Regions from separate parts of the Mus musculus genome. Here regions 1, 2 and 4 are each linked to region 3. Evidence: chromatin loops called from intact Hi-C (ENCODE). Cell type or tissue: heart. All regions are shown on one strand. Each heading gives the region's core, and the rest is flanking DNA. Links, peaks and the distances in the headings are about the cores only.

Region 1 (5,416 bases), core at 276-5,275, 390 kb after region 3:
AAGTCAATGAAAACAATTTGTGTATTCCAGGAAGGGGCGGGGCAGGGGGGAGAGACTGTTTCTTAAAATTTTTTAAAAGTTGTATTTAATGTATGTTCATGAATGTGCACCACATGAGTGCCTGGGAGTTGTAGATGGCTAGGAGCTACCATGTGGGTGCTGCGACTGAAGCCCAGGTCTTCTGTAAGAGCAGTGAGTGCTCTTAACTGCTGAGCCATCTCTTTAGCCTCCAACATTTCTAAAGAATTACTCTCAGAACTATTGGATGTTCTTAATGCTAGTTAAAGCCTTGCCTTCTCAGGGGGTGGGGGGTGGTGGTGGTGGTTAGTTCTGGGAAATGAATTCAGCCTTGCTTATTGGCTCTTAGCTTTGGTATGGGCTCTTTTAAGAGATTCAGAAAGCATGCAAGAGCCTGTGGGATGGGTGGGGTACCTAATGTCACCAAGCTTCTTCTATGACGAGCTTAAAACTATCAAGGGCCTGGAAGGGGTACAGAGAAGGAATACTAAGAAGAGAAAGAGCAAAATGTATCACATTGCCAGGAAGAATAGTAACATCCAGAGGCTTCCATTTTAATTGCCGAGGCTAGGGAGGGGGAGGCTTCACCTCCATATGATGTGGCAGGGAAGGGTGGCAGGTCTGGCATGCTGCCCATGTGGAGAAGTTGCCACCCAGCTGAGGAGAGAGTCAGGCTGAGCAGTCCCTCTGTTCCCTGGAGACTTGGATTAAGCTCATAGCCAGGGGAAGTGCGGATTAACACAATGTGGTGTCCGAGCTAATGAGTTAGCAAAACAGAGACAGATGGCAACTGAGTAACTTAGCCCATCTCTGTTTGCAGCACACTCCCACGGCGACTCCTGTCCTTGTGCTGTCTAACTCTGCAGAGCCCTTTCCGTTCAACCCAGAAGGTCATGGCCACTGAGTAATCATCCTGCATGAAAAACAGCGACAAGCCCACTTTTTAAACACAACTGTTGTCCATGATTGGTGGATAGTGGAGTGGAACTTTTACTGGTGACCTTGGAGAGACACCCCTGGTTCTAAAGGGGACACAATGATTTTTATGGAACTCTTGTTATTGTATATTTAAGACATAATTCCTTTTTACCAGTAGGCAGTATTACAGAATGCTAGAGCATGACATGACTTGGGGGGTACCTTTTATTCTGACCCTAAAACAAATTTCCTTAGTCAGATCTATAGATTGCAACAGTTTCCTTTGTGGGCTGGGGGCGTGGGGGGAGGAGTCTTGGCTAGAGAAAGCGGCCAGTGGACAATGCTGAGACCAGACATGTGGCTATTCACATGGGAGGCAAATGACTGCTTTACAAGTTGTCTGTAACTCTGTTACACCCCCTCCCACACACACATACACACTAAAAATGTGTATTCCCCTAAAAATAAGTGTTTGTGTGTGCATGTGCATGCGTGCCCATAAGCATGATGCATGCTGACACACACCTGTGGAGGTTAGAGGACAAGCTGTTGGGGTTGGTTCTTGCCTTCTTTCATGTGAGGCCTGGGAATCAAGTCCAGCTTATCAGGTTTGGTGGCAAATGCCTGTACTTGCTGAGCCATTTCACTTGTCCCCCTGTGTAATCTTTTAAGGTCTTTTTTGTTTTGTCTTGTTTTTGTTTTTGCTAGAAAAGAAACCAAACAAACATGTTCTCTAATGGTCATTATTTCCAGGTGGGATTAAAGGCAGCTACCAATTGTGAGACTTGCCTATTGCTGACACCAGCTCAGACAGCCAGTTTGGAAGATGCTTACCTTTTGAGTATTGGTTCATTTTTAAAGTAATATTTCCTGTGATAGTACAATCCCTGTTACATAAACAACAGACAAATATCTTCAGAAGAAGGGAAGGTTTAAAATTTATTTCCTTCCCTAGTCCACCTGGTTATTTCACTCAATAAAGTGATCAGAAACTAAGAAAATCAAGACAACATTCTCCAGGGTCTAGCCCTAAACGTGTAGTCCTCACCCCTTATCAAGGAAACTTCTCTTCGCAACAGATGGTGACCATTAAAGAAACCACAGCCAATCAAAATGTATAGTTGTGGAGTCCACTTCCAACCGATACATCCACAACCCAACCCCTGTTACTAAGGCTCAGGTGTCATTGTGGATGAGGGGTGGAAAGAGCCAGAAATACAGGGAGTTGGTGTGAAACTGTGCCTCTTAGAAATGTCAGAAGCTATACCCATAAAGTCTCACCAACATGGCAGCCTAAAGATGAACTGAACAAGGAGGACAGCAATAAACATGCTAATGTTGATGGAGGAAGGCTCAAAAGATTTCAACCCTGTACAAAAGAATTGCAGGCAACTAAGGAATGCTGAACGCAGGAGAAATGGTCTTTCCCCAGGGACGAGCGCATCAATTGGTTATTCTACCAAATGGTCAGCCCTGAGAACATGCACACAAAAGTAACATTATATGGACTGAGCAGGTTGTATTCATGTATTTAGGAATATATGCCATCACTACCACCAAAACCAACAACAACAATTAATGAAAAAGGATACCATGCATTTGAAAGAGACTAACAATAAATCTATGGGAGGTTTTGGAGGGAGTAAAGAGAAGGGGGAAATTATATTGTAATCGCAAAAAATAAAATAAATTGGGCTGGAGAGATGGCTCAGAGGTTAAGAGCACTGACTGCTCTTCCAGATATCCTGAGTTGAATTCCCAACAACTACATGGTGGCTCACAATCATCTGTAATGGAATCCGATGCCCTCTTCTGGTGTGTCTGAAGACAGCTACAGTGTGCTCATATATATAAAATAAATAAATCTTTAAAAAATAATAAAAAATAAAATAAATTAAGCTTATTTCTACAAGTGGGTTTTGCCTTTGAAAAGTAAAAAGAAGAAACTTTCAGGAGTCACTGACTAATTTAATAAAACACGTATGCAAATGGAAGCACAGATGCACACGTCGCACACCAAAAGACTACTTATACCTCCACCCATTCCCTCAAAATTTCTTCTCCACCCACCCTCTCGGGAGTTCCCTGTTCACACCGTGCCTCTTAGAGTACGGCCTTGGGATCGACAATGACAAAAAGTGATCAGTTCAAAGAATTTTGAACTCACTAGCAGACTTCAGACCACAGATCAGGGGCGAGTATACTTCCCCAAACCTGTGTGGGTTTAAAGTTGAATGTGCCACTCAGCTAGTGATCTGGAAATTCTTCGAACTGATCACTTAGTTGTACTGGCTCTTGGTGGCATTGTAGGACCTAAGCATCATCTTTCAGCCCATGTCAGTAGCATCTCCTTATCCCTCTTGCCTGTAACTAAAATGCCCACCCATGCGACCAAGCACTGGTAGGGAATTAGCAGCAAATTACAAGATGTATGAACTTCTTCTAATAGATTAGAGCTAAGAGTAAAATAAGAAGTATCTGGTTTTTTCTAGGTATAATGTCTCATTTAGGAAGAAAGGCCTGAGTAAATTAAAGGAATACACTACAACGTAAGGCTGGGTAGAATCATGAGTGAGTTTGGGCCCAGATGGGCCAGTGAAAAATCCAACCAACCAACCAACCAACTAAAACATGTACTGAAAGCCATTTAATGAAAGGTTTTCATTGGACTCTGAGTCTTTCAGCTTTAATGATATTACCTTCATATCTCAGGAATCTTCCAACATCCTACCAATAGGATTCAAAGTAGACTTGAGGACATTTGTACTGGTCTAATAAATGATGTGGCTAATCCACGTTAAAGGCACATAATGAAACACAACTTCAAAACTTTAACTTCATTAGCACTGGTGAGCAAACCAACTCTACGGAGTAGCGTTTGAATAGGTTTAAATTCTAAGAGCTTGTGGGTAAGTTCTGCTTTTTGTCTAGACTTAGCAAGGTTCCTGACATGTCATTTTCAATAGCTGCCTTTCTGGATGAATGAATAAAGAATAACAAAACTAATGTGTATTTGTACCGGTTAGGAAATGTCTAAAGTTCTAACTTTTGAGGTTATAATTCAGAAGGCCATTCTATCCTCTCACAAAATATCTTCTGATGTGGCTTTCAAAGACAATATATCTGAGATTAGTGAATCTCTATGGAGAACAGTTCTCCCCTGACCCTGACTTGTAGTTATTTACTAATGTCTAGAGATATATTTTGGTTGTCACAAATGGTAGGAGGTGGTGCCACTGGCATCTCCTCACTAGGGAAAGGCAGACCTCCAGCTAACACAGAACAATGTACAGGACAGCCTTAAACAGTCAAGGGGCAGCTGGTTCCAGATGTCAAGAATGGTCTGGTTGAGGAATCCCAGGCCAGATAATCCACTGGCCAGAGCCAAATAACTAGACATATTTCCCAATGATCTTTGTGCCAGCTCCTATTTCTGTTCTTTCTAAGTCTGTCTATCTTCCTTCCTCCCTTTCTTTCTTTCTTTCTTTCTTTCTTTCTTTCTTTCTTTCTTTCTTTCTTTCTTTCTTTCTTTCTTTCTTTCTTTCTTCCTTCCTTCCTTCCTTCCTTCCTTCCTTCCTTCCTTCCTTCATTTTATCCTTTCTTCTAAAATGGTTATTTCACTTTATGTGTATGGGCATTGTGACTGCATACTACATCTGTGTCTGCCAGAAGACGGTGTGGAAGCCCCTGGAGTCTCAGATGGTTGTGCTGGGAATTGATTCTGGTTCCTCTGCAAGAACAGCAAGTGCTTTAACCCTGAGAAGTCTCTCCAGCTCAGTCTTTTCCGTATATATTTATCCATCTCAAGCTGCTGCTGCTGCTGCTGCTGCTGCTGCTGCTGCTGCTGCTGCTGCTTCTTCTTCTTCTTCTTCTTCTTCTTCTTCTTCTTCTTCTTCTTCTTCTTCTTCTCTTTGATTAGCTATTTTATTGGGTTTTATTTATTTATTTATTATTAGATATTTTCTTTATATACATTTCAAATGCTATACTGAAAGTTCCTTATACCCTCCCTCCATCCTGCTCCCCTCCCCACCCACTCCCACTTCTTGGCCCTGGCATTCCCCTGTATTGGGGCATATAAAGTTTGCAATACCAAGGGGCCTCTCTTCCCAGTCCCTTTATCATGACATTTTTACCAGTCAGGGTTAGAGGTAGCGTGAGAGCCTAATTGTGGAAGAAATCTGTCTAGGCCATCTTCTGCTACATATGCAGCTAGAGATACGAGCTCTGGGGGTACTGGTTAGTTCATATTGTTGTTCCACCTATAGGGTTGCAGACCCCTTCAGCTCCTTGGGTACTTTCTCTAGCTTCTCCATTGGGGGCCCTGTGTTCCATCTTATAGATGACTGTGAGCATCCACTTCTGTATTTGCCAGGCACTGGCATAGCCTCATACGAGACAGCTATAACAGGGCCCCTTCAGCAAAATCTTTCTGGCATTGTGCAATAGTGTCTGGGTTTGGTGGCTGATTATGGGATGG
Region 2 (5,416 bases), core at 160-5,159, 770 kb after region 3:
ACAAGCTGACAAAGTTTAACAAGTTAACTACTTGATCATCCTGGAGATCAGAGCACGGCTTGTGGCAGCTGGTTCTCTCCTTTCACTACCCAGTCCCAGAGAATGAATTCAGGCAGCCGGGCTTGGCATCGGGTGCCTTGACCCACTGTTTTAATGTGATAAAAATCAGAGATTTGGGATTTAATGTTCCAGGTGTCTATTTCTCCTTTGTCTAGTGTTCCCTTCCTGTTTTGTTTCCGGAAAAAATAACCATTTTCCTGACTTCAGATAGTCCTTACTTCCAAATAGAACATCCTAAAACTAAAGGGTCCCCAAAAATGTACCTCCAAACCCCAAGGCCATGCAGAACCCCACGACTTTTGTCCTTATTTGTCCATGAAAGCCATAGAGAAGTTTATGAAGGCTATGGATTCTCTTCCCAAAATACACTCCTAAGAATATACTTAACACTTCGCATAATTTCAGGAGACCTAAAGCATGGTCAAAATCCATCAACGTAAATGATTGGTCCACATTTTCTCTTCAGCCATGTTTCCTTCAATATCAAGAAATCCTGGCAGCAATGAGAAAATAAGTTGGAACTTACTCATGAAGTCAATAGAAAAAAAAAAAAAAGCCAAATGTCCAAAAAATTAAAGAAAAAGGTCCGTGCCAATGTGGGGTACTCCTAGGATGGCTGGATGCCAGAAGACTTATTAAATGGCACTAGAGAAACAATCTAAACATTTTTATGATTTTAGAATACAAAATTCAATCTTGCTTATTTCAACTACCACCACCTTGCTTTGAATATTGTCATTTAATCAGCACAAAGTCTAGATATTCTGGTGTAGCTTGATTCCACTTACTCCTCCTAACTCTTACCTAGAAGCCAGTTTTATCTTATTTTCTTCTCATTGTTATTTACTAATTTTTACATTTTTATTTCGTGTGTATATGTAGTATATGCATGTGTGTACATGAGTGTACATGGGTGAGAGCCACCCAGATGCCTATGGGAAGCTAGAGGTTGACTCTCCGGTCCCTTGCCTCAGTCATACTGCCTCACTTTTGAGGTAGGTCTCAGCAAACCTAAAGCTCACTGTTTTGGCTGAAATGGCTGGCCAGCGAGCTCCCAGGATCCCCCTGTCTTCATCTCCCAGCACTGAGGTTACCAGAGCACACCACCACGTCCAGTTTCTACATGAGATTAGAGGATAAGAACCCAGCTCTTCATGCTTGCATGTTGAGCGACTTCCCCAGAACCATCTCCCTCCCTGATTTCATACTTCAACGGTCAGGGAGAAAGTCATAATTCAACTGTTGAAGGAGCAAAGCATGAAAGTCTTGTTTTCCCCTTGGATAAAAGACATATATCCAAAAATATTAATATATTAATGTGTCTAAGGTAAATATGATTCTATCTTTCTCTTTGAAGAACTTTCAGTTCCTTGGCCTACCCAGGAGATAGTGACTGAAGCACATCTTCTCTGTCTATCTATCTCCCTCTCTTGTGATTATACATGCATGTATGTAGAGGCCATAGGTCAATCTCAGACATCCCTCGGGTGATCCACTTTGGTTTTTAAGACAAAGGTCTCTCATTTGGCCCAGACCTAATAAATGTGGCTAGGCTAGCTGGCCAGCAATGCCCATGAACTTCCCTGTCTCAGTCTCCCCCGAGCTGAGATTATGATCGCAGGTTACTACACCCACCTTGTCCTGTGAGTGCTGCAGGTATCATTAGGATCCTTAGGACTACACAGCAAGCACTTTACTGACCATTTCCCTGGGGTTTTCTTTTTACCGACATCAAGGCATCGGGCATCCAAAAAACTCTGTTGAACATTTAATAATTTTAAGGTCTTTAATGGTAACACCCATGTTAGTTTTGACCGCTGTTGTTTGCCTGGCATACAGCATGCCTGGCACACAGTATGTGCTCAAAATCTGTAACTTCAATCCACAGATGAAATTCCTACAGTAGCTGCAGTTCAGACTCAGTATGAGAACTTAGCAATCTACTAAGCATCTGAGACAATTTATCGAGAAAGGGGGATAACAGTTCTCATAGTTATTACAAAGATTAAACAAGTTCTACCACATAAAACATAGAAGATCACAAACACACACGTACATACATATACACACATATGTACACACACACATATGAGCTGGAAAGATGACTCAGTCACTGAGAGCACTGGTTGCTCTTCTAGGGGATCTAGGATTTGATTCCCAGACCCGCACTGTAACTCTAGTTCCAGGGATCTGGCACCCTCCTCTGGCCTCCACAGGTACCAAACATACACACAATGCATACACATACAAGCAGGAAAAACACCCATTCACATAATAAAATAAAATAAAATTTAAAACTAAATTATCCTTAATGTGACCCATGCTACTTGAATGTGTATTTAATGTGAAAACTTGAATTTAAAAATGTGACTACATTATAATTGATGTCATTCAATTTAACTTCATAACCATATTTTTATTAGATAACAAAAAAGGGCCAGAAAAAACTAGGAAGAAATGGAAATATTAAAATACAAAGACAATTAGGGGGGAACCCTCATACATAAGAAAATGTCTTAAAAGAAAATAACTCCTTTACATTTTATAGCTTGAAGCACAAGTAATAATTTCCAAGTGACAAAACTCACACAAATAGAGCAGCTAAGACATTGATTTTTACTGAAGTTATACTCTAGCTCTACCCCCCAAAATTTACTTCTTAAAGGCACTTACATGGATACAAAGTCCTAGGGGCGGGGCTTATCACAATGCACGTTAATCTCTCCTTCCACCCCTACCCCTACACTAGCTTCTTTTAAAAATAAGCCTACAGCGCCATCTACTGTGTCTGCTCTATCACAGCTCTTTTGACCAGCGAGCACTGCAGAAATGAAAACTGAGACTGTCACTTGAAAATCTTCTTCCAGAACAACAATATCAACCAACCAGTTTCCCCAGAGCTCCCAGGGACTAAGCCATCAACCAAGGAGTACACATGGCTCCAGCTGCACACGTTGCAGAGGATGGCCTTGTCATGCATCAATAGGAGGAGAGGTCCTTGGTCCTATGAAGGCTCGATAGATGCCCCAGTGTAGAGAAACTGAAGGTGGGGAGGTGGGAGTGGGTGGGTGGGCGGGTGGAGGAACACCCTCATAGAAGTGGGGTGGGGGGTGGGGTAGGATGGGATAAGGGGTTTCCGGGGGCGGGGGAGGGGAGGGGAACCGGGAAAGGGGATAACATTTGAAATGTAAGTAAAGAAAATATCCAAGAAAGAAAAGAAAATCTCCTTCCAAAGAAATGAAAGAAGCCCTTCTTCCCCCAGCATATACATTTATATAATATTCTTAGGCTTTTCTTTCCCCCTCCTTACTAAATAGAACTGACCATTAAAAAAAAAAATTCACAGTAGAGACCAGATAGCTCCTTTGTATGCTAAAGGAACAGCAATAATGATCTTTGTTGTTGCTGCTGCTGCTGCTGCTATTGTTATTGATTTGCCTTTGCAGTGCTGAGGAATCAAATCCAAAAAATCTCTATATTAGAGAAAAAGAAAATAAGCTACTGAGGAATTATTAAATATTTTGTTCAAGTCACAGAGCTAGTGAATGACCAGACACTCAGAGTAAATTTTTACACACAATATTTGTGTTACTGTCAGTGGATTCCCACTAATCACACTCTGGTCTCCAGAACTTCAGAGAACAAGCTCTACACGATGCTATTTATTCATTTCCCACATTCTAGCACCATTCCACCTTTCCAGTGTCCTTGTCAGGAGTCGGAGTATAGTCTACATCTACTTTTAGAAACTATTCTCTTGTGCTGAGAATGTACTAAAATACCTAGGCCCTACCCTGAAGGTTCTAATTCAGTGTGTCAGAATCAAGAAGTCGTTTTGTCTCTTTGTTTCTTTCGGGTTTTGCAATACTGAGATCAAACATTGACCTAGTGCACGCTAGGCAAGAGCTCTATCACTGAGCTACATCACCAGCCCTACAATATGAAATCTTTGTTTTTAACAAGTGGCCTCCAATGAACCTGGCGGAACCAGTCTGAGGCCTTGCATTTAGATCCATGGAGATTGGGGTGTGTGGGGTGGGCGGTGGCTTGGGCTATTCAGTCAGAATATTACTCACAAAAGAATTCCTCTACTTTTGGGTAAAGCTTCTCCTGATTTTTCAATTTGAAGTGTTTAAACTTAGAGAACTGTGAAAATACAAAGGTGTCACAAAATTAAAACATTTGAAGGACTCTTATTATGACTTTTGAAAGAAAGTATACAATTGGTAAATGCAAAACTTTAAATTGTTTTGTAATAATCTCAGAAGAGTACGGAAGGAATGAAGTCTTCCTGTTCTGTATACAAGTCCTTTTCTGGCCCTCTAAACACCTGACTCTCTACAGTGGTTTTCCAAAATCACTCCAGGGATTCCAACTCTCGGAGGTGAGGGAGCCCAAGAAGCCAGCCCCATCTTCTCCTTGCTTAGTTAAAACAAAGGTTCCATGACTCTCCTCCCCTCTCCAGCCCCCTTGACTCCTGTTTGTGTGTTTCGTGTGAGTTGTTTACGACCACACAAATCCTTTCCTAATGCAAGGATACCTACAGCCTGCCAGCCCTCAGTGCCTGTGACAGTGTCTCTCTTACGTTTTCAACTCCCAGAATCTTTGTAGTTTCTAGGCACCAGTGTACTAAGGGACTCTCTAAGTAGTGTACAACATCCGGCTTTTTCTAATAATGCTTGAAGATGGAAAAGGAGATTGTGGAAGAGGTGTGGTGTGTGGACCTGGGGCTGGGGCTCATTGGTAATGTGCTCTTGACATGTATAATGCAATGGTTTCAATCCCATGAATAAGTAGCCTATAACGGGATGGATATGTTAACATGCCTCTGTAATGTACATAGATAGATGAGTCACATTTGTGAGCTGTATCAGTGAAGAACTTATTCTACTACTATTACACAAACATCCTTTCGATATCTCATGGTAGTTTCCTTGAGAATCAGCCCTGGAGGCAAACGATTCCCTGTACTACTTCACATCTCATTTACATTTTAAGTCTATTACTCAGATTCTAAATGACAGACTATTCGAAAATCAAAAATAATCCACAAACCACAGAAAATACTTAAAAGGCTATATGAAGGGCTAGACCTGCCCATCAAAAAAAAGCAAACATACATAAAGTGAGTATATAATATCCCATGGTTGTTTTGAAGGGAAATAACACCCACTCATATATATTACGGCTGACCTTCAAAAGGATACTCAGGTGCCATATTTTTGCATCACTGTTGCTTCTAAACAGAATGTTCTTTGTCCCAGTCTTCACATTCTGGAGAGAGCAGTTTCCTCAAGAGGACAAGGCTCTGTAACTTTACTGGTGTACTCTGACTACTTCACATAAACCGTCACTT
Region 3 (5,416 bases), core at 229-5,228:
GCCTTGCAGTTTGCAGGATGCAGTTGCAGGAGGAGTTGCTGGAACAGCGTTCAGCTTTGCAGCCTCCGGACCCTTTCAGACCCCCAACCCCTTCCACGCTCAGGCTCTCAGCAGCCCCACCCCACCCCTGGAAACTTTTCTCAGACTCAGCCACCACCGCAGCCAGCTCCCTTTCCTGAGAACCTCTGTCATAAACAAGGCAAGGCCCTCATTTGCCTGCCTCTCCGCCCCCACCCTTCCTCACCTAAGGGAGCCTCAGTTATAAATATGGGGGTCACACCTTATACTCATATTCAGCACCTTTCATCTGGGGTGCTCCTGCAGGCTGAGAGGCTAATTAACCTTCTCCCTGGGTAGGGTGAGTAAGAGCTGCCGTCCCAGCCTGGGAGCGGCCTAGCACACATGGGGCTGGCCTTCCTGGGGAGAAAGAAATAGGGTGAGCTGACATCTCCGGCCGCCTACCTCTCCATACTCTTTGTCATGGGACTTCCGCACACAGATCCCCATTCTCTGGCTCATAATGAAGGCCATTTATTGAGTGCTTACTATATGCCTAGGGCTTGCTAAACTTCCACCTATTAAATGTTAACCACATGTGCTGAGCACCAGGGCGGTTGTGAAATTGCACTCGTGGCTCCCATGATGGGGCTTGACTCCCGGCTTGCCAGAGGCCAGTACTTCCACACATGACCTCATGAGAAGCCCTTAGTGCCTGGCACCGAGTCAGCACCCGAGAAGTGATCATTATTAATCTTCAGAATCTTCCGACGAGGCAGAATGCTGTGCTCTCCCCATTTCCCAGATGAGGCAACTGAGGCTCAGAGAGATTAAGTTACTTGCTGCTGGAGATAACCCAGAACTGGTTTTGAATTGGAAAGTGACTTACTTTGTTTCTTTGTTGTTGTTGTTGTTCTTATGTGTTCCTCTCCCTGGCTCAATGGGCCTGGAATCCATGGACTCCCCCCCCCCCGCCCCCCAAGACATAACACTGGAGTGGTATGGGGGCCCTAGATAAACTTTCCTGTCTTCTTTATCCCAGACTGAGTGCTGGGAGGCTGAGCTTAGTTATCCTGATTCCCCCATTCTTCTGATGAAGAAAGGGTTATGCAGGGTGCAGGGACCAATAGAGAATGTTCTCCACAGAAGCCTGAGCAGTAGACAGGCAGAGGCTGTCTGTCCCATCCTCATCTTCAGCTTGGCATGGGCACCCTACAGGCAACAAGCATCCTGACAACAACATTTGTGGTTGCTGTGTGCTAACCCGGCCAACCCTAGAGTCATTAGGGAGGGGAATAAATAGGAGGGGTGAGAACCGAGACTCAGGGAAAGATAGCGTGTCCCCCTATCTGCTCTCCAAAGTGCTTGGAGCGGCAGGGCAAAGCTAGCATGAGCTTGCACGCATCCTTTGAGGTCCTCCTCACATGTTGGAATTGTGACATCAGCCCCAAGCATACAACAGGCCCTTAACAATGTTCACAGAAGAAATTGGCCCCAGACAAAACATGAACTGCATGGGTGGGAAGATGGCACGCTGTCTTCTTACAACTGCCCAACGCATCTGGTTATATCAAATATGATTCTCCCTCAGGCTTCAAGGAAGGGCTGAAACAAATCGGACTCAGTCAGTGAGAAGCCCAGGAGTACCTGGCTAGGGTTCCTAAAGGTGAGGTAGCATTCTGGGTGTGGCTAAGATCTTGGGTCCCAGGGTCTCTTCTTAAGAGGGAGGTCCTGGGTACCAGATGTCTGGACCTTGCCCATTGGTCTCTCTTCTGTTCCCATAGCTTTGTCCTTCAGCCTTTGGATGGGTGGCAATGCTCTGGTCCCCTCTGCTCACCACACCCAGCGCTTTCTTGGGTTCTCTCCAGGACCTTCCTGCTCCCTTCTTCTAGACCCCTCTTTAGAATTTCCACAGAAAGGCCTTTTGTGACAGCTTCCACACAGCCCAGTATAAATCACACATGCTCCTTGATTCGCAGTGAAGCCCTGTCCCAACAATCCCTTCAATGAACTGAAAAGGCCAGGTAGCGTGGAGAGTACACCTGCTTCCGTAACGTACCAGACGTCACCACTGTGCCATGCAGTACACTATAGACCACTGTCTGCTTCCCACTCACGACTGTAGGAACTTCCCGCAGAAGAATACTGTGTTTATTGCTAGTCCGGGGGAAAACCCAGAATTAAAAATTCAACTGTGGTTTCTACTGAATGTATATTATTTATGTTTCACCTTACAGGTGAAATTATGATAAACTGGGGACTGTTTGTAGTTCCCTATTTATGTCTTCTTTCAGTGCCTTAATATTTTCCTCTATAAGAACATGGAAACTTTTCCAAACTGGGCCTGGTGAGATGGTTCAGTTTGGTGAAGGTGATTCACAGGCCTGATGATCTGAGTTTGGTTAGAATCTACAGAATCCACATGTTAGAAGGAGGGAATCCAGTCTTGAAAACTGCCCTGATTTAAATAACTATATAAAATATATACACACATATACATATATGCATATATATTTTATAAGTGAATTAAAACTTTTTCAAGGGGCTGGAGAGACGGATAAGCAGTAAAGGTCATTGGCTACTCTTCCAGAAAACCCAGGTTCAATTCCCAGCACTCACGTGCTTACAACCTTACAAGCTTACAGCCATCTGTAATTCCAGTTCAGGGGATTTAAAAAGTCCTCTTCTGGCCTCAAAGTGCACTGCAGGCACACGGTACATAGAAATACATATAGGCAAACAGCCGTACACTTAAGATTTAAAACTTTCTCAAGTGTCATCTTAGATTTGTGAAATTATCCCGCTAAGTGCCATATGGTTGAGAGCTCCATCAGGGTCCTCTGTGCTCTGTCTGCATACTGTATACTGGAGTGGATGATAGAACCCTGGCCTAAGTAAGTGGGCTGAGCTGGTAGATTCAGGACCAGCGGCCAACAGCAGCAACATTCACCCTGGAATGCCATAAAATACAAACTCTGAGTTGGAGTCCGACCAACAGATGGGAAGACGCCTAGGGAAGTGTGGTGTACGCTTTTGAGAACCCTGTAGAAAGGGTCTCAGTGCCCGGTGGTCCAGGGCAGTTAGGATGGCCCCGCGTGTGCCATTCGGCACACTGGCCAGTGGAGGGCAGTGTTGCCACGCCCATCGAACGACCTCGGCTGCTTGAGCGGCGTGAAAGGCCGGCTGGGGAAGACCGGCGGGGCGGCCGCAGTCTGCTCGCCCGGGCGACAGACGCTCCGAGATGCCGAAGGGCCAGCAGCGGCCCCGAAGCTCCGGGCTGGCCGCGCTGTCGCTCTGCCGCGCCCCGGTCTCGAAGGTTCGCGAGGCTCCAGGGCGCAGGGGAGGAGGCTCGCTCGGGCCGGCCGGGGCAGCCTGCCAGAGAGGGCGGCGGAACCTTGACCGCGGCCCCGGAGGCAAAGGGCAGCCTCCGCGTGATGCCTCGGCGAGCAAAACAAGCCGGCCATCTTGGCGCCCTTAACCAGCTCCTGGCCGCTCCGGGCGCGGCCAGGGGTCCGGCCACCGAGCCCCGCGGCGGGCCTGGGATTTGGAAACCGTAATGCCATGGGCGTGGGGAGGAATTTCTAAGAACGGGAAGAAAACTCGAGGCCCTGGCACGTTCCCTGGGGTGTTTGGAAATGCCATCAGTTAGCCATTAGTAGGCAGGGCCAGCGCTTCGGTCAGTGATTGGATTTGTCCCAGTCGCCTCCTAGTTCTTTTTGCCCTATATTCAAAGAGCTTAAAAGTCATGGGTGGTTGAAGTAGGTCAGAGTGATCACCAGGCTGTTGTTGCCTGGCAGCCCAGTGGCAGGGTCCGAGACAAGGTGGTATTCCAGTAGATGCCCTCGGGCCGTACCAACCCAGGGTCAAGGACTAGCTGCTCCAGTGCTATATGTGATCAGCTCATTTCCAGTTTCTCAATCATTCTGATGTCATCCGAGGGACAGAAGACCCCACGGCTCCTCCTCTTTGCCTAGTTTACACATCGGGGTTGTTCTAGCATTTGTAGTTTTCAGGTTCTAGAATATTCTTTTCCTCTGTCAGCCCCCACTAAGAAGCTTTCTTGATTTCCCCCTTTGTTTCCAGTGAAGGTGCCTCTTCCTGGCTAGCCCACCTACATGCTGTCATCACTGGGCTTCTGCAACTCTCAGTCTTTGTGGCTGCACCCTTCCCTTCTGAATCCTGAGGACCCATGAGTGTCAGGCCCATCATGAAATTGGTCGTCTTACTGGGTACGTAGGTCATGCAGGAACGGGTCCTTGCAAGAGGACTACCAAGCGACTGAATAGGTTTTAATCTGGATTGGGGCCTAGGAGTTATTCACAGGTGTTTTGAACCTTCAGCACAGGAGTATGTATAATGGTGTTTCCTTAAGCCCTGTAATGGAATCCTTTTGTGTGTTTACTGAAAGTTATTCTGAGTAGAACTGTCAGGGTGTGTGCGGTAGGAACCAAAACCATAGGTGTGAACCAGACTGAGAAGATGGGCCCTCAGAGCCCCCTCTGTGCAATTCTGTATGGCTTGGGCTATGGGCAAAGGGAAGACAATCAGGCTGGCAGGCTCAGGACCAACTGAAGACCGGCCTAAGCCGGTGGTTCTCAACATGTGGGTCGCGCCCCCGGGGGGTTTGTCAAAGGACCCTCGGAAGACACAGATATTTACATTATGATTCACAACAGTTGCAAAATTACAGTTATGAAGTAGCAATGAAGGTGATTTTATGGGTTGGGGGTGTGTGGGGGTGGGTCACCACAGCATGAGGAACTGTGTTAGAGAGTTTCAGCATTAGAAAGGCTGAGAACCGCTGGGCTAAGTGCTTGGCAAGACTTGGGGTGTAGGCTGAGGGTCCCAGGAAGAGGCAGGAAAGAAGAGCTTGGGACAGCTTGGAGAAGGTTTATGCCTACGGAGAGATCCTTTCTTGTTCCTTTTAAAAGATGAAACCCAAAGTTGTCCCATGAAGGACTCCTGAAAACCCCTTTCAAGCCTCGGCCACAGATGATCTGCGGAATGCTCATTAAGGGGGAAACAAAGAGGTGGTTTTGTTTATTTATTTAAGGGGAAAAAATAAATGAGCTGTGACAAAACAATTTGAAACCAGGCCCTCTGAGACCTGGGCTTTCACTTCCTTGATGGGAAGTGAAACAGAGAATGAATCCCCCTCCAAATAAAAGTGAAGTTAATAATCAGACAAGCTCAAGCCCTGGCCACATCCTGTGTCAGCTCCCTCCCTCCCTCCCTCCCTCCCTCCCTCCCTCCCTCCCAGGGCTCTCTGTTTATAGCTGCTGAACCCGCCTTCCCAGCCTTGAGCAGGCTTAACTCTTTCCTCCCTGCCTAGGGGAAGCCTCAGTCTGCTCTGACTGAAGAGGCCAGCCTCACAACCTTCAGAGTAGACATGGCTTCAGTAAGGGGATGACTGTCCCCA
Region 4 (5,416 bases), core at 231-5,230, 610 kb after region 3:
CCATCCCCTAAACTATGTGCATTACTGGGAATTGGCATGAGGGTCTTATACATGCTAGTTTCATTTCTGAAGCTGAGATGAAATACCTGACGAGGAGCGTCTCAGGGGAGAAAGGGTTTATTTTAACTCACAATTTAAGCCACCACCCACCATAGTAGGAAGCCAGGGTGGTAAGAACTTAAAACATTGGTCACATCACATCCACAGTTAACAGCAAAGAGAAATGAATGCATACAGGTTTATTTCTCAGCTTTACTTTCTCTATAGAATTAAACACCAAACCCCAGGTTATGGTACCACCTACTTTTAATTTGGGGTTCCCTCATGAACTAATGTAATCAAGACAAGCCCCCCAAGGAGATGTCCACAGGCCAACCTGATGGAGAGTCTTTCCCAGGGAATTTTACCTGTGCCAAGGTGATAATTAAAACCAGCCATTACACCAGGCAAAGCTGTCTACGCTCTATCCTTCTTTTTAAATTTTCACTTTGAGGTACAGCCTCTTTAAGTTGTCCAGACTGGCCTTGGACTCTGTAGCCCAGGTTGGATTTAAACAAAGATATACTTCTAGCTCAGCCTCCCCAATATCTACGATTACAGACCAGGACCACCAGGACCAGCTTTAGGACTTCCTTTGGAAGGGGCTTCTGGTATCCTTTCTTCCTTTAGAAGAGTTACATCTCCTCTGTTCTGGTCTTAAGACTCTGCCCCAAGCTAGAGCACAGGCAGCATATTTGAACAGTGATGTAAGTGCATCTTGCAGCCTCACAGTCTGGCTCAGGGATGGCATTGGAGTTACAGAGGGTCGGTTACTCAACTCTGCAACCTCATGCTGGAGCACTCAGGGGAGGATCTCCTCCTGCCCAGCTGGTATAGGAGAGTTTTAAGCTTGGCGCTTCAAGGTAGGAAAAGAAGTAGAACCTGAAGAAATGATGCTAATGTTGCAAGTCAGGTCTGTCCCCAGACACATCAGCAGTGATCAGTGACTTAATTCTTTCACTTTAAGTCTGTGAGATTTAGACTTGATTATTTAGGGGGGAAAAATGTACCCAATACCTATGTCAAACATTTGTTGAGAGAACCAAGCACAGCAATGAAAGCAATAGGGCTATAAAGAACATTCTTCAATTGCTAATCCATATAAATCACACACACACACACACACACACACACATTATATAAGGGCTCAAAGCACCATACAGTGAAAGAGAATAACAGAACTCCCAACTGGCTTCAACTTCCTAATTAACTAGAAAATATCCCCCAAATGGCCATATTTATTTCAGAAGGCTGAAAAGAGGGGTTTATAGTTGGTAAATTAAAGTAAAGTAATAGAACTAGGACGTGAGTGAAGGATTTACTGATTAAGATAATTATTTAATACAATTTAAAAATGCTAAAAGTCCATGATAAAGACAAAGTCAATATAGCTAGCCTTTCATTTTGACTCAGGCTCCAATATAGCTTGGCAAGGAATAGCAAAAACAATCATATTTCTAAGTTGTACAAAGTAGAGACATCATCTGCTGTTCAAAAGTGGAGCCAAAGATTCAGAGGCATGGGAGATGTAGCCTAATTAAGAACTCTGAGCTACAAGTGAAGAATCCCGGGTTCAAGTCCCAACTTCACCAGTCCTAAAGAATGGAGCAGTAACAAATTACCTAGTCTTTTTGATCTTCAGATTTTTCTTAAATAAACTGAGAGGCCTATACCTGGTTATTAGTTACACCTAGCTCTGAAGTTTTACAATTCTACTGTAAAATTGATTGCTTTTGATGACTAGAACTAAATCGCACCAAGAATGCTGTAATTCCTGTTCAACATTTGTGCTATCCAAGAGCTTATGAAATGACAAGTTTCAACTATTCAAGTCTACTAAGAAAATAAAACCCATGTTAAGTATTATTCAAAAAAAAAAGGCAAAAAAAAAAAAAAAAAAAAAGCAGAGGGAGTGCTCTTACAAGTTTCAAATGCCACTCAATGACAAGTCCTACAATAGCGGAGTCGGCAGCTTTGTGTTGTGTGTATAGGGTGGCGCGGTTGATCTGTATCTCTAAAAGCTGAAATAATTCACAAGGCCACCCACTGACAAGTCCATTGAAGCATAAAGTAATCGGGTTAATAAATAACTGCTTATAATTTCCAGATAGGAAAATGAAAATCTAAAGTCAACAACCACATGACAGGGTGATAAGCGGGAGCAAGAGTGAGGAAAAAACAAAAGCAATTCCTAACACGACGTCTGGGGTCAAAAGTGCTAAAGAGCAGCCATGTCATAGCACTGGAAACTAGGAACACTGAATAAAAAAAATTAAAACTTGTGTTCTGGCTCCATGCTTATAAACTTTTATCAAACTTCTTGCTGAATTTTAAAAAGTAAGGAGATTAGTGAGCTCAGCAATTTTTAAACAAAATTCATAATGAAAACGGGAACTGCTTTTTAAAAAAAAAAGTAAATATTTACATGTAAAATGTCAAGCATAGACAAAGTGCATATGACAGAGGAAGTGGCTGTCCATACATTAAAGCTGGTTTCAACAGCTCCCAACTCACAGTCAATATGAGGCCATCTAACTGCAGCAACTGGGGTGTTCAAACGCAAATCGAGCAAATATTCTGGGAGCTTTAGTTTCCATATTTGAAGACACAAGCAATTATTCTAACCTCTACACATGACATTGTGAAAAATGATCACGAATGTGAAGGCTCTTCTGATTACGTGATAGGTGACTGCTATAAAACAAGATGGGAAATGAAATCGACTGCTTGTTAAATACGTCTATCTTCCAGGCAACATAATGAGTTTTGGGAAAATTTATTTTTCATTCTCCCAGCACCTCTGTGTGGCCACTGAAAATATTACCACTCACCTCAGCAGATACAGGAGATGAAGTAAATTATTCAACTCATATCACATGAAAATCAACAATGAGGGCAAAAATAAATCCTTACTTTCTGCTTCTCTCCACTGTATCATCATTACACACCGTCTGTCACTATGTGAAAGCAACTCTCTTCTCTAAGTGAGAGAGACACGCTCTAAGGAGTGTCCAACATTTACAAGAGAAGCGTGTTATATAACATGCAGGCGTTCAAACGCATTCACTGACTTTAAAGCTCACTTGCAGATTCATATGAGCACACTCCTTCCTTGGCTTGTCTTACCTAAAGAAGACAGCAAGAAATAAAGGGAGAAAATGAAACACACCCGTGCTTCACTGGAATTGAACAATTATAGCTTGCCCTTTCATACGCTTGAAACTTAAACCATTTCCTTGACTGATGCAAAAATTACCTCAGTGTTACACTGAAGAATTACACCACCTGGGCATACTCCATAAAGCCAGAGGCACAAGTGATTCAGCTTCCAGCTCAGAAAGTCCTTACGGCATCTACCAAGTCATTAGAACTTTCTATACTTTAGACATTTTCCTTCCGAGTCGTACAATGGTCTTGTTCACTGAGTTTAGTCAAGGCACGTTGGGATTGAGTAGGAGGGGGGTGGGGGGACGCTGTGCAAAGGGTGTGGTGGGAAGTCTGTCATGAACTAGTCTCCCTGAAAGCTATCTATTAGTCATCTCATGGAATATGCCAGAAGCAGAACAATTTTTCTTCTATGGTCTCAGGTTGAGCACCGTCTTCCAGGACCATCACTGAGAAATCACAGCCCATTGTAGCCTCAAACAAATGGTCAACAGTATATCAAAGGGAGCCTTCTCCAGGAAATTCTCTCCAATCTGGAAAGGGGTACTGTGGTTTTCTGAAAAACCAAACATAAATTAACATTTTTTTCTTTAAAAAAAAAAACAACAAAACTAATAGGCTTGTCATATTTTAAAATTAATGGTTACCAACATCATTACTTTTAGGATATGGAGGATCTGTAAAGTGCTATTTCTAAAATACAACAGAAATTGGAACTAAAATCTATAGGGTCAGCTTCCATAATGCTAAAATCCAAAACCTGAGACCCTTTGACGGCCAGGATGAGACCACAAATGGAAAATGTTACACCTGACCTCATGTGACAGGCTGGCAGGCATGCTACAGGTATGATATGAAATTATGTCCAGGCCACGTGAAGGAGATACGCATGGAACACAGTAAGTTGCACATTTAGATTTGCTTCCCATTCCCATGCTATATAAACCCATAGATGCAAATATTCCACAATCCAAAGAAGTCTAAAATTCAAAATGTTTCTGGGCCCCAGCATTTCCATGGTAGAAGTATGCAGACAGCCTTTTCTTAATTCTGCACTTGTTAGTTCTTCTGGGCGAGGCTGAGACACTTTAGAACAGCAGCCTTTTCATCTATCAAATTACAAATGTGGTCTGAAAGGTATCTGAGCCTTCCTTCAGTTCTGAAACCCTCAGATTACCTAGCTCAGTAACTGTTACTATTAGACTTCTATGTAGGATTTTCATTTTTTCACAATGCCACTTATTGTGTAAAAATTTGTTAAAATAATCAAGACATCAAAGAAGATGAAGGACTAACATGTAGTAATTGTTTATAAATATGGTTTTAAAAAAACGAAATTCAGAAGAAAAGTAGGTTTTCTAGTTCTCTGAATTCCAGGTAACCAATCCTTCGGGCCATGTTCGGAGGTTCAGCACAGCCATGTATGGAGTGCTAGCCTAGAACGGGTTCTAAATACTTGTATATTTCATTTTTAGCTGCTGATGGTTCTGTTGTTCCCCACCATCCCAACAGCAGTACCCAAAGTAAGTCTTCCTCAGACTCTAATACCCCTTTGAATTGAAGAGAGGTTATGAAGTCAGCTTGGGAACTCTTACTGCTGAGGGTTTAAACTTTCACACACACACACAAAAAGAGCTACAAAACACTTCTGAAGGAAAAAAAAATGTTACCAAAGTTTCTATTTTTGAAACTGTCTAGAAACTTGGGGGCATGCACTATTATCAATAAGGAAATTTTATAATTCATTGTAGCTTGAACACATGCTTCCCCAAATACTTCATGAATAAACTTCACATAGTAGATAACGACCTATTAGAATGAAAATTAACTATGATTTACCATAGAGCCTCCATTAAGAAAAATACTCAAAAAAAAAAAAAAGAAAAAAAAGAAAAATACTCAAGCCTCTGAGAGCACTGCATGTGCATCTTAACTGACAAATGCTAAAACCCAAGCAGGGCCACATAAGCTACCATGGGCATCATATACGCTGGAGACAGTGTCTTCAAGGCTCTCCTACTTGAAAGAAGGCTCTTCCTAAAGGCCGTGCAACTTTCCACACAAAAGCAGAGAGAACTACCAGTAAAATGATCTGGAATTTAAAAAAAAAATTGAAATGCACAAGGTTTTCCTGGTGGAGGTGAACCTCTTTCTTATACTCTGTAAGGGCTCCATCAGCAGCATCGGTCTCAAACATGTGGTTCACAAAAAA

Evidence for each region. Hi-C counts contacts between places; a loop is a spot of excess contacts. Peaks named below come from ENCODE experiments on the same cell type or tissue, not always from the same donor. Only the 100,000 strongest peaks of a DNase experiment are listed, where the experiment ranks them.
Region 1: a loop joins it to region 3, with 3 times the contacts of the local background. A loop is called at or near these places in 4 of 42 quality-filtered maps.
Region 2: it touches region 3 in a loop (5-fold over the local background); 41 of 42 quality-filtered maps call a loop at or near these places.
Region 4: it touches region 3 in a loop (3-fold over the local background); 13 of 42 quality-filtered maps call a loop at or near these places.

Annotation. Positions count from the first base shown.
Region 1 is chr12:79,737,771-79,743,186 of GRCm38, reverse strand. The region is part of intron 8 of Rad51b (RAD51 paralog B); the gene reads right to left. Among named protein-coding and RNA genes, the nearest start is that of Gm36048, 58 kb to the left of the region's middle. In heart, for the core only: a CTCF peak has its summit at 2,746 (motif pointing left); DNase peaks (open chromatin) are centred at 766 and 4,276.
Region 2 is chr12:79,356,424-79,361,839 of GRCm38, reverse strand. The region is part of intron 7 of Rad51b (RAD51 paralog B); the gene reads right to left. Among named protein-coding and RNA genes, the nearest start is that of Rad51b, 62 kb to the right of the region's middle. In heart, for the core only: CTCF peaks have their summits at 2,262 (motif pointing left) and 2,858 (motif pointing left); a DNase peak (open chromatin) is centred at 2,879.
Region 3 is chr12:80,130,624-80,136,039 of GRCm38, reverse strand. 2310015A10Rik (RIKEN cDNA 2310015A10 gene) reads left to right here and starts at 3,196. Exons shown (of 3, transcript NR_033514.1): 1 at 3,196-3,313; 2 at 4,081-4,226. In heart, for the core only: a CTCF peak has its summit at 3,087 (motif pointing right); DNase peaks (open chromatin) are centred at 3,299 and 4,561; H3K4me3 peaks cover 2,006 bases; H3K27ac peaks cover 3,286 bases.
Region 4 is chr12:79,522,788-79,528,203 of GRCm38, reverse strand. All of the region lies in intron 7 of Rad51b (RAD51 paralog B), which reads right to left. Among named protein-coding and RNA genes, the nearest start is that of Rad51b, 230 kb to the right of the region's middle. In heart, for the core only: a CTCF peak has its summit at 2,847; no DNase peak of the experiment used is centred there; H3K27ac peaks cover 590 bases.